Linked DNA regions of Homo sapiens: region 2 is linked to region 1. Evidence: chromatin loops called from intact Hi-C (ENCODE). Cell type or tissue: Panc1. All regions are shown on one strand. Links, peaks and the distances in the headings refer to the core of each region. The heading gives the core; the rest is flanking DNA. Region 1 holds the start of ITGAM (integrin subunit alpha M). Region 2 overlaps ITGAM (integrin subunit alpha M).

Region 1 (9,877 bases), core at 967-8,966:
CAGGCTGGTTTCAAACTCCCAGGCTCAAGCAATCCTCCTGCCTTGGCCTCCCAAAGTGCTGGCATTACAGGCGTGAGCCACTGCGCCTGGCCCGTATTAATGTTTAGAACACGAATTCCAGGAGGCAGGCTAAGTCTGTTCAGCTTGTTCATATGCTTGGGCCAACCCAAGAAACAAGTGGGTGACAAATGGCACCTTTTGGATAGTGGTATTGACTTTGAAAGTTTGGGTCAGGAAGCTGGGGAGGAAGGGTGGGCAGGCTGTGGGCAGTCCTGGGCGGAAGACCAGGCAGGGCTATGTGCTCACTGAGCCTCCGCCCTCTTCCTTTGAATCTCTGATAGACTTCTGCCTCCTACTTCTCCTTTTCTGCCCTTCTTTGCTTTGGTGGCTTCCTTGTGGTTCCTCAGTGGTGCCTGCAACCCCTGGTTCACCTCCTTCCAGGTTCTGGCTCCTTCCAGCCATGGCTCTCAGAGTCCTTCTGTTAACAGGTGCATGGGGGTGGGGTGGGGGACTCTGGGTGGGGAGGAGGGTAACTTTTGGGTCTGTCATAAATAGAGGGCCCAGAATATGTAGGAGTCAGTCTGGGGAGAGGCAAAGGGGATTTGGGGAAGGAGAAAGGGTTCAAGAAGAAGCAGGGAGAACAGCTAGACCCAGACAGGCTGGCCAGGGAAGCCTGGATGAATGACCACATTCATGGACTGTGCAAGGCTGCTTGCCGGTCCCCTTGCTTCACACATGAGGAGACGGAGGCCCAGGGAGGAGAAGTGACATGGCTCAGGGTGCGCAGCAGGTGTGAGACCCCTTTCCTGAGTGCTTCCTCCTGGATCCCCTCTCACCATCTCCACTTTGCCTCCGGTTCTATTTTCCAAGGTCCCGGGTGCAAATGTTTGTTGAATGACTGATGAATGAAAATGATTTGAGTTTGTTACCTTTTATGCTTATATGTTGTGGAAAATGAAATTCTCCTCAAAAGGGAAGGAAATACTTGAGAGCTGCATAGGAAGGAAATTATCTAATTAAGAATGTATAGAAACTTCACTGTTGGGCAAATCATCGTTGTGACACCGGGGGAAGAAGCCATTTAGGTGCTCAGAAGGGAGGCTGGAATTCAGAGCAGGACTGGACGTGCCCCACGACGGTGGTTCTTAGGTCAGGAGTCAGCAAACAGTGGCCTGGGGGCCCGATATGGCCCACGACCTGTTTTTGCACAACCTGCCAGCTAGAGATTGAAGATGAACACTGATAATCGATTTGATGATAGGGAGCACCACCCCCAAAGAATTCTATTTGTCTCATTTGTAAACCCGTATTACAAACAAATTGTACTCAATCATTATGTTTGAAATTTCCCTAATGACAAATTTGTGGAAAAGTATTTTCTGTCTTGTTATATAAGTACTTGTACAACATATTCTATCAGCCTCTTGGTCTGCAAAACCTAAAATTTACTATCTGGCTGTTTACAGAATAAGTGTGCTAATCCCCGCCCCAGGCTAACAGAGCTGGACCTGGGAGGCAGACATCTGGATGCTGGGTTAGTTAGGGTGACCGAATGGATGGGAAAGGGAATGGAGCAGGAAGACATGCTGCTATCTTTTTTTTTTTTTTTTTTTTTTGATACAGGGTCTTTCTCTGTTGCCCAGGCTGTAGTGCAGTGGCATGATCATGGTTCACTGCAGCCTTGACCTCCTGGGTTCAAGCAATCCTCCCACCTCAGCCTCCTGAGTACCACTACACCCGGCTAATTTTTTATTTTTTGTAGAGATGGGGTCTCACTGTGTTGCCTAGGCTGGTCTTAAACTCCTGAGCCCAGGTGATCCTCCCACGTCAGCCTCTTAAATTATTGGGATAACAGGCCTGAGCCACCACACCCAGCCATTGCTTTCTTTTAAATTATTATTAGTTTTTGTTTTTTTTTTGTATTTAATTTTGAGATAGGATCTCTCTCTGTTGCTCAGGCTGGAGTGCAGTGGCACAATCAGGGCTCAAGTGATCCTCCTGCCTCAGCCCTCCAAAGTGCTAGGACTACAGCCCCTAACTGGCATGCTACTTTCCTCTGCTTGATCCTTCCCCCATTCTCCCTTTAGCCTTGACCTTATGTCATGGGTTCAACTTGGACACTGAAAACGCAATGACCTTCCAAGAGAACGCAAGGGGCTTCGGGCAGAGCGTGGTCCAGCTTCAGGGATCCAGGTGAGACCCTTAGATGGAGCCCCCTTTCTCAGTGCTTTCTCTCCAAGACTTACATACCTGAAAAAAATCAGCGATTTGAGTGATCTTTTTCAACAGATAAATCAATTCAAAATATACAACAAATTCATCTTTTGAATTTACAGTATTCTAAATTCAAAAGATGCAAAAGGGTGTAAGAGTAAAAATCTCTTCCTTACTCCCTTCCCCTAGTTCCCTTCCCAGGAGGGACCTCACAAATGGTTTCCTGGGTGTTCCTTCGGGGAGACTCTGTGTGTGCATAACACATACACGTTCCCTCCCTCAGCCAACACACCATGTGTAGTATACATTGTACTGAAATTAAGGCCTGCCTGCAGGCTGCCGCCTATTTTTGTGAATGAATTTTATTGAAAACAACTCCGTCCACTTGTCTCTTACTGTTTATTGCCCTTCCCTCCCTTCCTCCCTTCCTTCCTTCCTTCCTTCTTTCCTTCCTTCCTTCCTCCCTCTCTCATTCCCTGCTTCCCTCTTTCCCTCCTTCCCTCCCTTCCCTCCCTTCCATCCTTCCTTCCTTCCTTCCTTCCTTCCTTCCTTCCTTCCTTCCTTCCTTCCTTCCTTCCTTCCTTCATTTCTTTCTTTCCTTTCTGACATGGTCTTGTTCTGTCATTCAGCCTGGAGTGCACAGGTGAAATCATAGCTCACTGTAGACTCAAACTCCTGGGCTCAAGCAATCCTCCCACCTTAGCCTCCTGAGTAGCTGGGACTACAGGCATGTGCCACCACACCTGGCTAATTTTTTGATTTTTTTTGTATAGACGAGGTCTCACTCTGTTGCCCAATCTGGTCTCAAACTCCTGGCCTCAAGTCATCCTCTTGCTTGGGCCTCCCAACTTGCTGGGATGATAGGTGTAAACCACTGTGCCTGGCTATGGCCACTTTTGAGCTGTAATGGCAGAATTCAGGAGCTGTGATAGAGATTGTATGGACCCTGAAGCCTAAAACATTTACCTTTACAGAAACAGTAATTGTGGAGGTGATAGTACCTTTCCAGAAGAAGGGGGCTGGTCTCTGCTCTTTGCTTTATCTCCCATAATACAGCCCAGTGATTTGAGTCCATTAATCCCATGTTATGCTTGCATTGCATGCCATAATTGGGAGATGCTATAATTTATTTTATTTTATTTTTTTAGAGACTCCCTCTGTCGCCCAGGCTGGAGTGCAGTGGCATGATCTTGGCTCACTGCGACTTCTGCCTCCTGGGTTCAATCGATTCTCCTGCCTCAGCCTCCTGAGTAGCTTGGATTGCAGGTGCCTGCCACCACGCCTGGCTAATTTTTGTATTTTTGTAGAGACAGGGTTTCACCATGTTGGCCAGGTTGGTCTTGAACTCCTGAGCTCAGGTGATCCACCTGCCTCGGCCTCCCAAAGTGCTGGGATTACAGGCTTGAGCCACCGTGCCTGGCTTGTAATCTCCTTTTACATTACATTAGATCTCTTGTTAATGAACATTTAGATTGTTCCCAAACTTTTGCTCTATGAACAATGCTGTCATTTTGCACATGTGCAAGCCTATTTGGAAGTAAAGGCTAGGACTGGGATTGTGGTATCCACGGGTGCATGAGCACGTGCAATTTTAATAGATTTTTCCAGATCCCCCTCTACAGTGGTGGCAGCAATTTACACTCACACCAGAAATTCATGAAAATACCTACTTCCTCATACTCCCTCACTCATTTGCCAACTCAGTGTGCTATCAAACTTACTGATCTCTGCAGATCGAGTAGGTGAGAAGTGGTATCTTAATTTAGCTTTAAATTGCTTCTTTTTTTTTTATGAGAGAGGCATTTTCTGTGAACATGTTTTTCTTATCTGTTGGCCATTTTTCTTTCTTTTTTTTTTTTTTTACTAGTTTGTACAAGCTTTGAGTACACTGAGGAAAGTAGTCTGGGGTATGAGTTGTGAAGCTCTCTCCCTTGTGTATTATTTTTCTTTTGAGTATGCTTATGGTAGTTTATCACATACAAAAATTTATTTATTTATTTATTTATTTATTTATTTATTTATTTATTTATTTATTGAGATGGAGTCTCGCTTTGTCGTCCAGGCTGGAGTGCAGTGGAGTGATCTCGGCTCACTGCAACCTCTGCCTCCTGGGTTCAAGCGATTCTCCTGCCTCAGCCTCCCGAGTAGCTGGGACTACAGGTGCGTGCCACCACGCCTGGCTAATTTTTTTGTATTTTTAGTAGAGATGGGGTTTCACCATGTTAGCCAGGATGTTCTCGATTTCCTGACCTCGTGATCCACTTGCCTCGGCCTCCCAAAGTGCAGGGATTACAGGTGTGAGCCACTGCGCCTGGCCCAGAAATTTATTGAAAATGACTGTGTGGAGGCTGGGTGCAGGGGCTCACGCCTGTAATCCCAGCATTTTGGGAGGCCGAGCTGGGCTGGTCGCTGGAAGCCAGGAGTTCGAGACTACCCTGGCCAACATAAGGAAACCTCATCTCTACTAAAAATACACAAATTAGCCAAGCATGGTGGCACACACCTGTAATCCCAGCTACTCAGGAGGTTGAGACAGGAGGAATGCTTGAACCTGGGAGGCAGAGGTTGCAGCAGTGAGCCGAGATTGCACCACTATACTCCAGCCTGGGTGATGGAGTGAGAATCTGTTTCAAAGAAAGAAAATAAATAAAAATAAAAATAAATAAAATGACTGTGTGGGCCGGGTCCAGTGGCTCATGCCTGTAATTCTAACACTTTGGGAGACTGAGGTGGAAGGATTGTTTGAGCCCAGGAGGCAGAGGTTGCAGTGAGCTATGATTATGCCACTGGACTCCATCTTGGGCAACAGGGTGAGACCCTGTCTCAAAGAAAAAAAAAAAATGGTTGGCCTGGGACTACAGGTGTGTACCACCATACCTGGCTAATTTTTAAAAACATTTTTTGTAGAGATGGGGTCTGGCTATGTTACCCGGGCTAGTTTCAAACTCCTGGCCTCAAATGATGCTCCTGCCTCAACCTCCCAAGGTGCTGGGATTAAAGGCATGAGCCATGGTGCCCAGCTTGAATTGACCTATTTTTATTTTTAAAATTTATTCATTTATTTTTTGGGACAGAGTCTTGCCCTGTCTCTCAGGCTGGAGTGCAGTGGTGCTATCTCGGCTCACTGCAACCTCTGCCTCCTGGGTTCAAGCAATTCTCTTGCCTCAGCCTCCCATTTAGCTGGGATTACAGGTACGCACCACCACGTGTGGCTAATTTTTTGTATTTTTAGTAGAGGCGGGGTTTCACCATGTTGCCCAGGCTGATCTTGAACTCCTGAGCTCAGGCAATCCACCCCCTTGGCCTCCCAAAGTGCTAGGATTACAAGCATGAGCCACCGCGCCTGGTCCTATTTTTAAATGACTTCTGGTTTTTGTGTCATTCTTAGGAAGACCTTTTCTCATTCTGAGTCTTAACATTTTCCCATTTTTTTCTTTGCTAATTCTTCCTCCTAGTCATAGGAATTTAGGAATCCGGGTATGGGCCCCCACCGTCCTCTGGGTGGCAGAACTTCCTCTGTGGTCTCCTTCTCTCCCCACATGTCGAAGTTTTCTCTGTTCCCACTTCTCCCCACAGGGTGGTGGTTGGAGCCCCCCAGGAGATAGTGGCTGCCAACCAAAGGGGCAGCCTCTACCAGTGCGACTACAGCACAGGCTCATGCGAGCCCATCCGCCTGCAGGGTGAGTCACTGCCCCGCCGGGCTGGGACTGGGATTCCCCTGTGAACACATAGGGACTTTCCAGGCACTCCTGTGTCCTGGGGATCTGTGGTGGGGACACAGGTGCCTGCCTCCGTACCCTCTCCTCTGCCTGCAGTCTCTACCCTAGACATCCCCAGGCAACCCCTCTGTGTTCCTTTCTTTCCCAAGATTTAGGATCCCCCTTCACCGTCAGACCTCCTTGTCTCCCGCATGGAGGTGACCCCTGCCCAGCTCTTCCACAGCCTTCTCTGTCCCCCCACCAGGGTGACCATGCCCATATCTGTCCCCGCAGTCCCCGTGGAGGCCGTGAACATGTCCCTGGGCCTGTCCCTGGCAGCCACCACCAGCCCCCCTCAGCTGCTGGTGAGTGGGGCTCGATCAGAGGAGCATCCTAATGGGGGTGTTTGGGGGCCCACGCATGGTGGGGCTGGGGGTCTTGTGGAGGGTGGAGGTGCTGGGGTACAAGGACAGGAAGCAGGGGCAGCCCCTTCCACTGGCTCCTGTCCCCTAGGCCTGTGGTCCCACCGTGCACCAGACTTGCAGTGAGAACACGTATGTGAAAGGGCTCTGCTTCCTGTTTGGATCCAACCTACGGCAGCAGCCCCAGAAGTTCCCAGAGGCCCTCCGAGGTGGGTTGCCTTTGGCAGAGGGAACAGATGCGCAGCAAAAGACCAGGGGAGGGGGCAGGACTGAGGTGACGTCTGCTCAAGGTCTGGGCTCTGGGTGCAGAAGAGTGGGGGAACTGGGTCCCATTAGAGTCAGAAGCTAGGGAGGTGCTAGGGTCTTGTACTTTAGGAAAACGCCTTGGCTAGGCACAGTGGCTCATACCTGCAATCCCAAAGCTTTGGGAGCCCAGGAGCTTGAGATCAGCCTGGGCAATGTAGTGAGATCCTGTCTCTAAAAAAAAAAAAAAAAAAAATTAGCTGAGTGTGGTGATGAGCACCTGTAGTCTTAGCTATTTGGAGGCCAAGGTGGGAAGATTGCTTGAGGCCACAAGTTCAAGGCAAGCCTGGGCAACATAGGGAGATCCCCGTCTCTACAAAAAAAAAAAAAAATTAGCCAGGCGTGGTGGCACACACCTGCAGTCCCAGCTACTCAGGAGGATCACTTGAGCCTGGGAAGTTGAAGCTGCAGCAAGTTATGATTGCACCACTGTACTCCAACCTGGGTGACAGAGCAAGACCCTGTCTTTAAAAAATAAGTCCAGGTCACACTGCAGAGGAGGGGATGGTGCAAGGTGTCATTGGCAAGAGGTGGGAATCTTGGGGACCATCCTGGGGGGCGGCCTTCCACACCCCTGTTCCCCAAACCTCTGTTGATTGAGATTCTGAGTGACTGTATGGATTTTTTTTTTTTTTTTTTTTTTTGAGGCAGAGTCTCGCTCTGTCACCCAGGCTGGAGTGCAGTGGCACGATCTTGGCTTACTGCAACCTCTGCCTCCCAGGTTCAAGCGATTCTCCTGCCCCATCTTCCCAAGTAGCTGGGATTACAGGTGCCCGCCACCACACCCGGCTAATTTTTGTATTTTTAGCAGAGACGGGGTTTCACCATGTTGGCCAGGCTGGTCTCGAACTCCTGAGCTCTGGTGATCTGCCCACCTTGGCTTCCCAAAGTGCTGGGAATGAGCCAGGGAATGAGTGGGGGGCATGAGCCACCATGCCTGGCCAGAGTGCGTGGATCTTTCAAGCTGCTTTTTCCCACTGCTTTGTTCGATGGCTATGCCATCTTTTTGCTTGTCTTCATGTTGATTCTGGGACCACAGGCGAATGTTTCTCCCTTGCATTTTTTTTCTTTCTCAAGCCCTGTTCCTCTATATTTCACCCTCCACAGTTAATCCTCCTTCCTCCACAGAGAAAACAAAAGCTTCAGGCATGGACTCCCTCCACTTTCCCCTTCTCTTATTTTATCTTAATAAGCGGTTTTCCAGTCTTCACTGGAATTTGTTGACAAATTCTAAAGGAGCTGTAACACCGCACTTTCTCCTTTTTCTCAAATTTCCATAATGACAGCACTCCTGGCAGTGACTCACTCGTTTTAGAGGAAGACCTGTCTCTCCTCTGTCCCATGACTAAATTCTTCCATATGGGCTTTTGAGAGTCTCTCATGCACCAACTAAGGTGATCACCTATCTTTCTTTTTTCTTTTTTTTTTGGAGACAGGGTCTTGCTCTGTCACCTAAGCTGGAGTGCAGTGGCACAATCTCGGCTCACTGCAGCCTCTGCCTCCTGTGCTCAAGAAATTCTTGTGCCTCCGCCTCCAGAGTAGCTGGGATCACAGGTGCGCATATACTGATTTTTGTATTTTTTGTAGAGATGGGGTTTCACCTTGTTGCCCAGGCTGGTCTCGAATTCCTGGGCTCAAGAGATCTTCCCACCTCAGCCTCCCACAGTGCTGGGATCACAGGTGTGAGCCACTGCGCCTGGCCCAGCATCTCTTGAATCACTTGTTTTCTCTCTAGGACAATTAACTTCCCCCTTCCTCTGGCTGTAAACACTCTTCATTCTATCTGTATCTGAAAAGCAATCAACCACCACAATCGATAGCCATGAAAACAATCTTCTCTCTTCCAGTCTCCTCCTCATCTCCTGCCATCTCTCCTCACCCTCACCACCCAAGCTTCCTGAGTGCATTCTCTTCACCCCCGGCTGGCCTCCAGCTTCCCTCTCCACCTAGGGGCACTGGGTTCTGGGTTCTCTTTTCACCCACGTGTTCTTCTTTCCTGAAATCACCCAGTTCTGTGGCTTCAGCTAACACTTCTACCTCTCCCTCTTTAGACCTCACTCTCAGGGTTCAAGACTACTTCTTTAAAAAAGTTTTCATTTATTAAAAAATATATAATACATACACTTGGTTCAAAATTCGAAAGGGTGCGGTAGCTCACACCTGTAATTCCAGCACTTTGGGAGGTCAAGGCAGGAGGATTGTTTGAGGCCAGGAGTTTGGGACCAGCCTAGACAACATAATGAGACCCCATCTCTACAAAAAATGCAATTAGCCAGGCATGGTGGCGTGTGCCTGTGGTCTTAGCTATTCAGGAGGCCTCCCAAAGTGCTGGGGTTACAGGCATGAGCCACTGTGCCCTGCCAGTCTTTCTAAAATACAAAACAAATCATCTCACTTCCTTTTCTAAGAACCTTCTGTGGCTCCCCATTGCCTACAGATAAAGTCGAGCTCCTTATTGGAGTAGAAAGGCCCTTGCCCGCTGCTCTTTGCTTGATGCCACCGCTGTGTCTCCATCGCCGTCACATACGTTTGTCCCTGTAGTGCTGTTTCCATCAAACGGCATTCCTGGATTCTGCCAGAATCCTTTTGAGGCCCTTGTCCCATATATCAGTAGGAGTCTCAACTGGGACCAAAAGCACATTCCAGTAATGTAACTGCCCAAGGGGTTCACCTTGCTTGCTGCCTAGACAGAGCCGATTCATCAAGACAGCAGAATTGCGATAGAGAAAGAATAATTCACACAGAGCCAGCTATGCAGGGGACCAGAGTTTTATTATCACTCGAATCAGTCTCCTCGAGCATTTGGGGGCAGAGTTTTTGAGGATAACTTGGTAGGTCGCGGGGGAAGCCAGTGAGCTGGGAGTGCTGATTGATCAGGGATGAAATCATCGGGAGTCGGAGCTGTCTTCTTGCGTTCAGTTGGTTCCTGGGTGGGGGCAGCAAGATCGGATGAACCAGTTTATTGATCTGGGCAGTGCCAGCTGATCCATCAAGTGCAAGGTCTGCAAAATATCTCAAGCACTGATTTTAGGAGCAGTTTAGGGAGGGTCAGAATCTTGTAGCCTCCAGCTGCATGACTCCTAAATCATAATTTCTCATCTTGTGGCTAACGTTAGTCCTACAAAGGCAATCTAGTCCCCAGGTAAGAAGGAGGTCTGCTTTGGGAAAGGGCTGTTACGATCTTTGTTTAAACTATAAACTATAAACTATAAACTAAGTGTCTCCCAAAGTTAGCTCAGC
Region 2 (9,877 bases), core at 852-8,851, 50 kb after region 1:
TCTCGAGGAGTATCTTTGTGGCGTTCTCTGTATTTCCTGAATTTGAATGTTGGCCTGCCTTGCTAGATTGGGGAAGTTCTCCTGGATAATATCCTGCAGAGTGTTTTCCAACTTGATTCCATTCTCCCCGTCACTTTCAGGTACACCAATGAGATGTAGATTTGGTCTTTTCACATAGTCCCATATTTCTTGGAGGCTTTGTTCATTTCTTTTTATTCTTTTTTCTCTAAACTTCTCTTCACGCTTCATTTCATTCATTTCGTCTTCCATCGCTGATACCCTTTCTTCCAGTTGATCGCGTCAGTTACTGAGGCTTGTGCATTCGTCACGTAGTTCTCGTGCCGTGGTTTTCAGCTCCATCAGGTCCTTTAAGGACTTCTCCGCATTGATTATTCTAGTTATCCATTCGTCTAATTTTTTTTCAAAGTTTTTAACTTCTTTGCCATTGGTTTGAACTTCCTCCTTTAGCTCAGAGTAGTTTGATCTTCTGAAGCCTTCCTCTCTCAACTCGTCAAAGTGATTCTCCGTCCAGCTTTGTTCCGTTGCTGGTGAGGAGCTGCGTTCCTTTGTAGGAGGAGAGGCGCTCTGATTTTTAGAGTTTCCGGTTTTTCTGCTCTGTTTTTTCCCCATCTTTGTGGTTTTATCTACCTTTGGTCTTTGATGATGGTGACGTACAGATGGGTTTTTGGTGTGGATGTCCTTTCTGTTGTTAGTTTTCCTTCTAACAGTCAGGACCTTCAGCTGCTGGAGATATAGACCAATGGAACAGAACTGAGCACTCAGAAATAGTGCCGCATATCTACAACTATCTGATCTTTGACAAACCTGACAAAAAGAAGAAATGGGGAAAGGATTCCCTATTTAATAAATGGTGCTGGGAAAACTGGCTGGCCATATGTAGAAAGCTGAAACTGGATCCCTTCCTTACACCGTATACAAAAATTAATTCAAGATGGATTAAAGACTTACATGTTAGTCCTAAAACCATAAAAACCCTAGAAGAAAACCTAGGCAATACCATTGAGGACATAGGCATGGGCAAGGACTTCATGTCTAAAACATCGAAAGCAATGGCAACAAAAGCCAAAATTGACAAATGGGATCTAATTAAACTAAAGAGCTGCTGCACAGCAAAAGAAACTACCATCAGAGTGAACAGGCAACCTACTGAATGGGAGAAAATTTTTGCAACCTACTCATCTGACAAAGGGGTAATATCCAGAATCTACAATGAACTCAAACAAATTTACAAGAAAAAAACAAACAACCCCATCAAAAAGTGGGTGAAGGATATGAACAGACACTTCTCAAAAGAAGACATTTATGCAGCCAAAAGACACATGAAAAAATGCTCATCATTACTGGCCATCAGAGAAATGCAAATCAAAACCACAATGAGATACCATCTCACACCAGTTAGAATGGCAATCATTAAAAAGTCAGGAAACAGCAGGTGTTGGAGAGGATGTGGAGAAATAGGAACACTTTTACACTGTTGGTGGGACTGTAAACTAGTTCAACCATTGTGGAAGTCAGTGTGGTGATTCCTCAGGGATCTAGAACTGGAAATACCATCTGACCCAGCCATCCCATTACTGGGTATATACCCAAAGGATTATACATCATGCTGCTATAAAGGCACATGCATACAAGTGTTTATTGCGGCACTATTCACAATAGCAAAGACTTGGAACCAACCCAAATGTTCAACAATGATAGACTGGATTAAGAAAGTGTGGCACATATACACCATGGAACACTACGCAGCCATAAAAAAGGATGAGTTCATGTCCTTTGTAGGGACATGGATGAAGCTGGAAACCATCATTCTCAGCAAACTATCGCAAGGACAAAAAACCAAACACTGCATGTTCTCACTCATAGGTGGGAATTGAACAATGAGAACACATGGACACAGGAAGGGGAACATCACACACCAGGGACTGTTGTGGGGTGGGGGGAGGGGGGAGGGATAGCATTAGGAGATATACCTAATGCTAAATGACGAGTTAATGGGTGCAGCACACCAACATGGCACATGTATACATATGTAACAAACCTGCACGTTGTGCATGTGTACCCTAAAACTTAAAGTATTATAATAATAAAAAAGAAAAAGAAAAGAAATCCAATGAATCAATTAATGCTATCAACAAAGAACATGCAAGAATGTAACATTACATGTAATTTTTGTTTTCAAAAAAGACACTAAAATGCCACTGCATTAAAATGTATTTATTATTTATTATTATTATTTTTGAGACAGGGTCTTGGTCTGTCATGCAGGCTGGAGTGAAGTGGTGCAATCATGGCTCACTGCAGCCTTGACCTCCCAGGCTCATGTGATCCGCCTGCCTCAGCCTCCTAAGTGTCTTTGACTGCAGGTGTATGCCACCATACCTGGCTAATATTTAAATTTCTTTTGCAGTGACAGGGTCTGTCTATGTTTCCCAGGCTGGTCTCCAACTCCTGGGCTCAAGTGATCTTCCCACCTTGGCCTCCCAAAGTGCTGGGACTACTGGTGTGAGCCACTGCACTCAGCCGGACTATAATTTATTCAGAACATCTTTAGTGTTCATTCCCAGAGATCTTGATCTGCTCAGTAATGCTTTCACAAGATCGATTATAGCCATCTTTTGCAGTGAATGCTTAGGCTGGTCCGTCCTCCTGTGGTAGTAGGGAGCAGTCTTTTTTTTTTTTTTTTTAAATCTTCATGTTTTTATTTATTTTTTCTTTTTTAAATTACACATTGGGCCAGGCACAGTGGCTCATGCCTGTAATCCCAGCACTTTGGGAGGCCGAGGCGGGCGGATCACGAGGTCAGGAGTTCAAGACCAGCCTTGCCAACATGGTGAAACCCCATCTCTACTAAAAATACAAAAATTAGCTGGGCTTGGTGGCGTGTGCCTGTAATCCCAGCTACTTGGGAGGCTGAGGCAGGAGAATTGCTTGAACCCAGGAGGCGGAGGTTGCAGTGAGCCAAGACTGCACCACTGCACGCCAGCCTGGCAACAGAGCGAGACTCCGTCTCAAAAAAAAAAATTATACGTTAAGTTCTGTGATACATGTGCAGAACATGTAGGTTTGTTACCTAGGTATACAAGTGCCATGGTGGTTTGCTGCACCCATCAACCCGTTGTCTAGGTTTTAAGCCTCACATGCATTAGGTATTTGTCCTAATGCTCTCCCTCCCCCTTGATCCCCACCCCTCAACAGGCTCCAGTGATGTTCCCCTCCCTGTGTCCATGTATTCTCATTGTTCAACTCCCACTTATGAGTGAGAGTATGTGGTGTTTGCTTTCCTGTTCCTGTGTTAGTTTGCTGAGAATGATGGTTTCCAGTTTCATCTATGTCCCTGCAAAGGACATGAACTCATTCTCTTTTATGGCTGCATAGTATTCCATGGTGTATATGTACCACATTTTCTTTATACAGTTTATCATTGATGGGCATTTAGGTTGGTTCCAAGTCTTTGCTATTGTAAATAGTGCTTCAGTAAAAATACATGTGCATGTGTCTTTATAGTAGAATGATTTATAATCCTTTGGGTATATACCCAGTAATGGGATTGCTGGGTCAAATGGTATTTCTGGTTTTAGATCCTTGAGGAATCGCCACACTGTCTTCTACAATGGTTGAACTGATTTACACTCCCACTAACAGTGTAAAAGCATTCTTATTTCTCCACATCCTCTCCAGCATCTGTTGTTTCCTGACTTTTTAATGATCATCATTTTAACTGGCATGAGATGGTATCTCATTGTGGTTTTGATTTGCATTTCTCTAATGACCAGTGATGAGCTTTTTTTTTTCATATGTTTGTTGGCCACATAAATGTCTTCTTTTGAGAAGTATCTGTTCATATCCTTTGCCCATTTTTTGATGGGGTTGTTTGTTTTTTTCTTGTAAATTTGTTTATGTTCCTTGTAGATTCTGGATATTAGACCTTTGTCAGATGGATAGATTGCAAAAATATTCTCTCATTCTGTAGGCTGCCTGTTCACTCTGATGATAGTTTCTTTTGCTGTGCAGAAGCTCTTTAGTTTAATTAGATCTCATTTGTCAATTTTGGCTTTTGTTGCAATTGCTTTTGGTGTTTTAGTAAGGAAGATTTTGCCCATGCCTATGCCCTGAATGGTACTGCCTAGGTTTTATTCTAGGGTTTTTATGGTTGTAAATTTTACATTTAAGTCTTTAATCCATCTTAAGTTAATTTTTATATAAGGTGTAAGGAAGGGATCTAGTTTCAGTTTTTTGCATATGGCTAGCCAGTTTTCCCAGAAGCATTTATTAAATAGGGAATCCTTTCCCCATTTCCTGCTTTTGTCAGGTTTGTTGAAGATCAGATGGTTGTAGATGTGTGGTGATATTTCTGAGGCCTCTGTTCTGTTTCATTTGTCTATATATCTGTTTTGGTATCAGTACCATGCTGTTTTGGTTACTGTAGCCTTGTAGTATAGTTTGAAGTCAGGTAGTGTGATGCTTCCAGCTTTGTTGTTTTGCTTAGGATTGTCTTGGCTATATGGGCTCTTTTTTGGCTGCATATGAAATTTAAAGTAGTTTTCACAAGATCAGCTACAGCCAACTTTTACAGCAAACGGTTAGGCTGTTCCTCCTGTGGTAGTAGGAGGCAGGGTTTTTTTTTTTTTTTTTTTGAGATGGAGTCTCAGTCTGTCACCCAGGCTGGAGTACAGTAGCGTGAACTGCAACCTCTGCCTCCAGGTTCAGGTGATTCTCCTGCCTCAGCCTCCTGAGTAGCTGGGATTACAGGTGCCCACCACCACACCCAGCTAATTTTTGTATTTTTAGTAGAGATGGCATTTCACCATGTTGGCCAGGCTGGTCTCAAACTCCTGATCTCAAGTGATTCACCTGCCTCAGCCTCCCAAAGTGCTGGGATTACAGGTGTGAGTCACCGAACCCGGCCCTCTTTGCCCATTTTTAAATTGGGTTATTTATTTTCTTACTATTGAGTTCTTTATGTGTTATGGATATTAACCATTTATCAGTTGTGTGGTTTGCAAATATTTTCCCCCAGTCTGTAGGTTGTCTCTTCACTCTGTTAATTATTCCTTTATTGTGCAGAAGCTTTTTAGTTTGATGCAATTCCATTTGTCTGTTTTTGTTTTTGTTGCTTGTGCTTTCAGGATCATATAAAAAAATCATTGCCCAGACCAATGTCATGAAGCTTTCCCTCTACGTTTCCTTCTAATAGTTTATAGTGTTAGATCTTACATTTAAGCCTTTAACTCACTTTTTAATTTTTTTATTTTTTAATTTAATTTTATTTTAGATGGAGTCTCTCTCTATTGCCCAGGCTGGAGTGCAGTGGCACGATCTCAGCTCACTGCAACCTCCACCTCCCGGGTCCCAGCGATTCTCCTGCCTCAGCCTCCCAAGTAGCTGGGATTACAGGCCTCCGCCACCATGCCTGGCTACTTTTTTGTATATTTAATAGAGACGGGGTTTCACCATGTTGGCCAGGCTGGTCTTGAACTCCTGATCTAAGGTAATCCACCCGCCTCAGTCTCCTAAAGTGCTGGGATTACAGGCGTGAGCCACTGCACCCGGCCCAGCACTTTTGATTTTTGTATTTGGTTTGAGATAAAGGCTCAGTTTCATTCTTTTGCCTGTGGATATCCAGTGTTCTTAACACCATTTGTTAAAAAGACTGTCCTTTCCCCATTGTATGCCCTTGGCACCTTTGTTGAAAATTAGTTGATTGTTGGCCGGGCGCGGTGGCTCATGCCTGTAATCTCAGCACTTTGGAAGGCTGAGGCGGGTGGATCATGAGGTCAGGAAATCGAGACCGTCATGGCTAACAAGGTGAAACCCCGTCTCTACTAAAAATACAAAAAATTAGCCGGGCGCGGTGGCGGGCGCCTGTAGTCCCAGCTACTCGGGAGGCTGAGGCAGGAGAATGGCGTGAACCCGGGAAGCAGAGCTTGCAGTGAGTCGAGATTGCGCCACTGCAGTCCGCAGTCCGGCCTGGGCGACAGAGCGAGACTCCGTCTCAAAAAAAAAAAAAAAAAAAAAAAAAAAAAAAAAAAAAATTAGCCAGGCATGGTGGTGGGCACCTGTAGTTCCAGCTACTCGGGAGGCTGAGGCAGGAGAATGGGGGAACCTGGGAGGAAGAGGTTGCAGTGAGCCTACATCATGCCACTGCACTCCAGCCTGGGTAACAGAGCAAGACTCCGTCTGGAAAAAAAAAAAAAAGAAAAGAAAATTAGTTGATTGTAAATGCATGGGTTCATTTCTGAGCTCTGTATTCTGTTCCATTGGTCAATGTCTCTGTTTTTATGTCAGTGTCATGCTGTTTTGCTGAGTATACCTTTGTGGTGTATTTTGATGTCAGGTAGTGTGATACCTCTACCTTTGTTGTTTATGCTCAAGATTGTCTTGGATATTTGAGGTCTTTTGTGACTTCATATTAATTTTAGTATTGTTTTTTCTATTTCTGTAAGAAATGCCATTGGGATTTTGGTAGGAATTACATTGACTCTATCGATCACTTTGAATAGTATGGACCTTTAAAAATATTCTTTCAATCCATAATATGGGATATCTTTCCATTGATTTTTGTCTTAACTTTCTTTCGTCAATGTTTTATAGTTTTAGTGTGCATATTTTTCACCTTCTTGGTTAAATTAACTTGTAAGCATTTTATTTTTTGATGCCATTGTAAATAGGATTAATTTCTTTTTCAGATAGTTTGTTGTTAGTGTATAGAAACAAATAATTTTTGTATGTTCATTTTGTATTCCATGACTTTACTAAATTTGTTTATTAAATTTGATAACTTTTTCGTAGAGTATTTATAACAAGTTTCTTATATATAAGATCATGTCAATTGCAAACAGGGACAATTTTTTTTTCTTTATTTCTAACTTGAATGCATTTCTTATCTTTTTCTTGCCCAATTGCTCTGGCTAGGACTTTCAGTACTGTGTTGAAATAGAAGTGGTGAGTGTGGGCATCCTTGCCTTGTTCCTAATTTTAGTGGTAAAATCAAATTTTCACCACTGGGTATGATGTTAACTAGACACTTTTTTTAATGTTCTTTATCATGTTGATGTAATTTCCCTGTATTTCTAGTTTGTTGAGGGTTTTTAATCATGAGTGGCTATTCCTGTGGCCTGAATGTTTGTGTCCTCCCCAGATTCATATGTTGAAGCCTAATTCCTTGTGTGATGGTATTTGTAGATGGGACCTTTGGAAGGTGTTTAGGTCATGAGAGTGTGGCCATCATTAATAGGATTAGTGCCCTTAGACAAAAGCAAAATGATGGTTGCCTATGAACCAGAAAATAGGCTCTCACCAGATATTGAATCTGCTTGCACCTTGATTTTGGATGTCACAAGTCTTCAGAACTATGAGAAATAAATTTCTATTGCTTATAACCCATCCAGTCTATGTTATTTGTTATACCAAATAAGCTAAGACAGATGTTTAGTTTTATTAAATGCTTTCTTTTCTTATTGATAAGATCATGTTATTTTTATTCCTTATTCTGTTAATGTGGTGCATCACATTTATTGATTTGCATATGTTGAGCCATCCTTGCATGCCAGGAATAAAGCCCACATGGTCATGGCGTATGACCCTTTTGTGCTATTGAATTCAGTTTGCTAGTATTTTATTTAGGATTTTGGATCTATGTTCAATAGGGAAATTGGCATGTAGTGATCTTTTCTCATGGTGTGTTTGTTGGGATTTAGTGTCAGGATAGTGCTTGCCTCATACAATAAGTTTGGAAGTATTCCCTCCTCTTCAGTTTTTTGGATGAGTTTGAGAAGAATTCATATTAATTCTTATTTAAATGTTTGGTTGGTAGAATTTGCCTGAGAAGCCACCAGGTCCTGGGCTTTTCTTTGTTAGGAGGTCTTTGATTACTGATTCAATTTCCTTACTCATTATAGATCTGTTTAAACTTTCTATTGCCTTATGATTCAGGCTTGGTAGGTTGTATATTTCTAGGAATTTATCCATTCCTTCAAGGTTATCAAGTTTGTTAACATATAATTGTTCATAGTAGTCTCTTAATGATCCTTTTTATTGCTATGGCATCAGTTGTATGTTCTTTCATTTATAATTTTACTTATCTGTTGTTTCTGTTTTTTCTCCCTTTTTCCTTGGTCTACCTAAAAGCTTGTCAGTTCTTTTTTTTTTTTTTTTTGAGATGGAGTCTCACTCTGTTGCCCAGGCTGGAGTGCAGTGGCATGATCACAGCTCACTGCATTCTCCACCTCCCAGGTTCAAGTGATTCTCCTGCCTCAGGCTCCTGAGTAGCTGGCATTACAAGCACGTGCCACCACACCTGGCTGATTTTCGTATTTTTAGTAGAGACAGGGTTTCACCATGATGGCCAGGCTGGTTTTGAACTCCTCATCTCAGGTGATCCACTTGCCTCGACATCCCAAAGTGCTGGGATTGCAGGCGTGAGCCACTGCACCTGGCCAAAGCTTGTCAATTCTATCTTTTTGAAAAATCAACTTAATTTCATTGATTTTTTTCTATTCTCTATTTGATTTATTTTTCTGTAATCTTTATTATTTTCTTCCTTCTACTAACTTTAGGTTTAGTTTGTTCTTTTATTTCTCATTTCTTGAGGTGTAAAGTTAGGTTTTGTAATTGAAATTTGTCTTTTTGTTTTAAAATTAGGTGTTTATCCCGAACTTTCCTTTAGTACTGCTTTTGCTGCCTCCCATTAAGTTTGGTATATTGTGTTTTTGTTTTCATTTATCTCATGTTATTTTCTAATTTATTTTTTTATCCATTAGTTGTTCAATGGTGTATTGTTTAATTTTTACATATGTATGTTTTTTTCCAGTTTTTCTTCTGGTATTGTTTTTAGTTTCATTCCATTGTGGTTGGAAAAGATTCTTGATATAATTTAAATCATTTCAAATTTGTTAAGACTTGTTTTGTGACCTAACATGTGGTCTGTCCTGGGGAATGGTCCATGTGCACTTGAGAAGAATGTATATTCTGCAGTAGTTGGCTTGTGTATTTTGTATATGTCTGTTAAGTCCATTTGGTCCATTCTCCCTTGGGTTTTTTTTTTGTCTAGTTGTTCTATTTGCTATTGAAAGTAGGATTTTGAAGTTTCTTACTATTGAATTGCTGTCTATTTCTCCCTTCAGTTCTGTCATTATTAGCTTTATATATTCAGATGTCTGATGGGTGTGTATATAATTAATTGTTGTAACTCCTGGTGAAATGGCCATTTCATCATTATATAATATCATTATTTGTTTTTTGACTTAAAGTCTATTTTGTCTGATATTAGCATGTCATCCTGCTCTCTTTTGGTTACCATTTTAATGGAATAGCATTTTCTACTCCTTTACTTTTAGCCTATGTGTCAGTAAATACAAAGTGGGTATCTTGTAGATAGCATATAATTGGATTTTGTATTTTTATTAATTCTGCCACTCTGTTTTGAGAGTTTGCTTCTGTTTACATTTAAAGTAATTATTGATAGAGAAGGATTTACTACTGCCATTTTGTTAATTGTTTTCTGTTAGTCATGTAGGTCTTTTGTCCCTCTTTTCTTCTCTTGCTGTCTTCCTTTGTGTTTTATTGTTGTTAATTTTTGTATTAATATGCTTTCATTTTGTTCTCTTTTTGTACTTTTTTTTTTTTGAGACGGAATCTCATTCTGTCACCCAGGCTGGAGTGCAGTGGTGCGATCTCGGCTCACTGCAAGCTCCGCCTCCCGGGTTCAGGCCATTCTTCTGCCTCAGCCTCCCGAGTAGCTGGGACTACAGGTGCCCACCACCTCTCCTGGCTAATTTTTTGTATTTTTAATAGAGATGGGGTTTCACCACGTTAGCCAGGATGGTCTTGATCTCCTGACCTCGTGATCCGCCCACCT

Evidence for each region. A loop is a pair of places that touch in the nucleus more often than their neighbours do. Peaks named below come from ENCODE experiments on the same cell type or tissue, not always from the same donor. Only the 100,000 strongest peaks of a DNase experiment are listed, where the experiment ranks them.
Region 2: a loop joins it to region 1, with 2.8 times the contacts of the local background. A loop is called at or near these places in 3 of 110 quality-filtered maps.

The regions. Positions count from the first base shown.
Region 1 is chr16:31,259,605-31,269,481 of GRCh38, forward strand. It overlaps ITGAM (integrin subunit alpha M), which reads left to right and starts at 371. Exons shown (of 30, transcript NM_000632.4): 1 at 371-488; 2 at 2,088-2,193; 3 at 5,791-5,894; 4 at 6,207-6,277; 5 at 6,426-6,543. The coding sequence starts at 461. RefSeq lists enhancers at 128-227, 5,450-6,649, 5,764-6,243. In Panc1, for the core only: no CTCF peak of the experiment used is centred there; a DNase peak (open chromatin) is centred at 5,928; H3K27ac peaks cover 2,293 bases.
Region 2 is chr16:31,310,186-31,320,062 of GRCh38, forward strand. The region is part of intron 14 of ITGAM (integrin subunit alpha M); the gene reads left to right. Among named protein-coding and RNA genes, the nearest start is that of ITGAX, 40 kb to the right of the region's middle. In Panc1, for the core only: no CTCF peak of the experiment used is centred there; no DNase peak of the experiment used is centred there.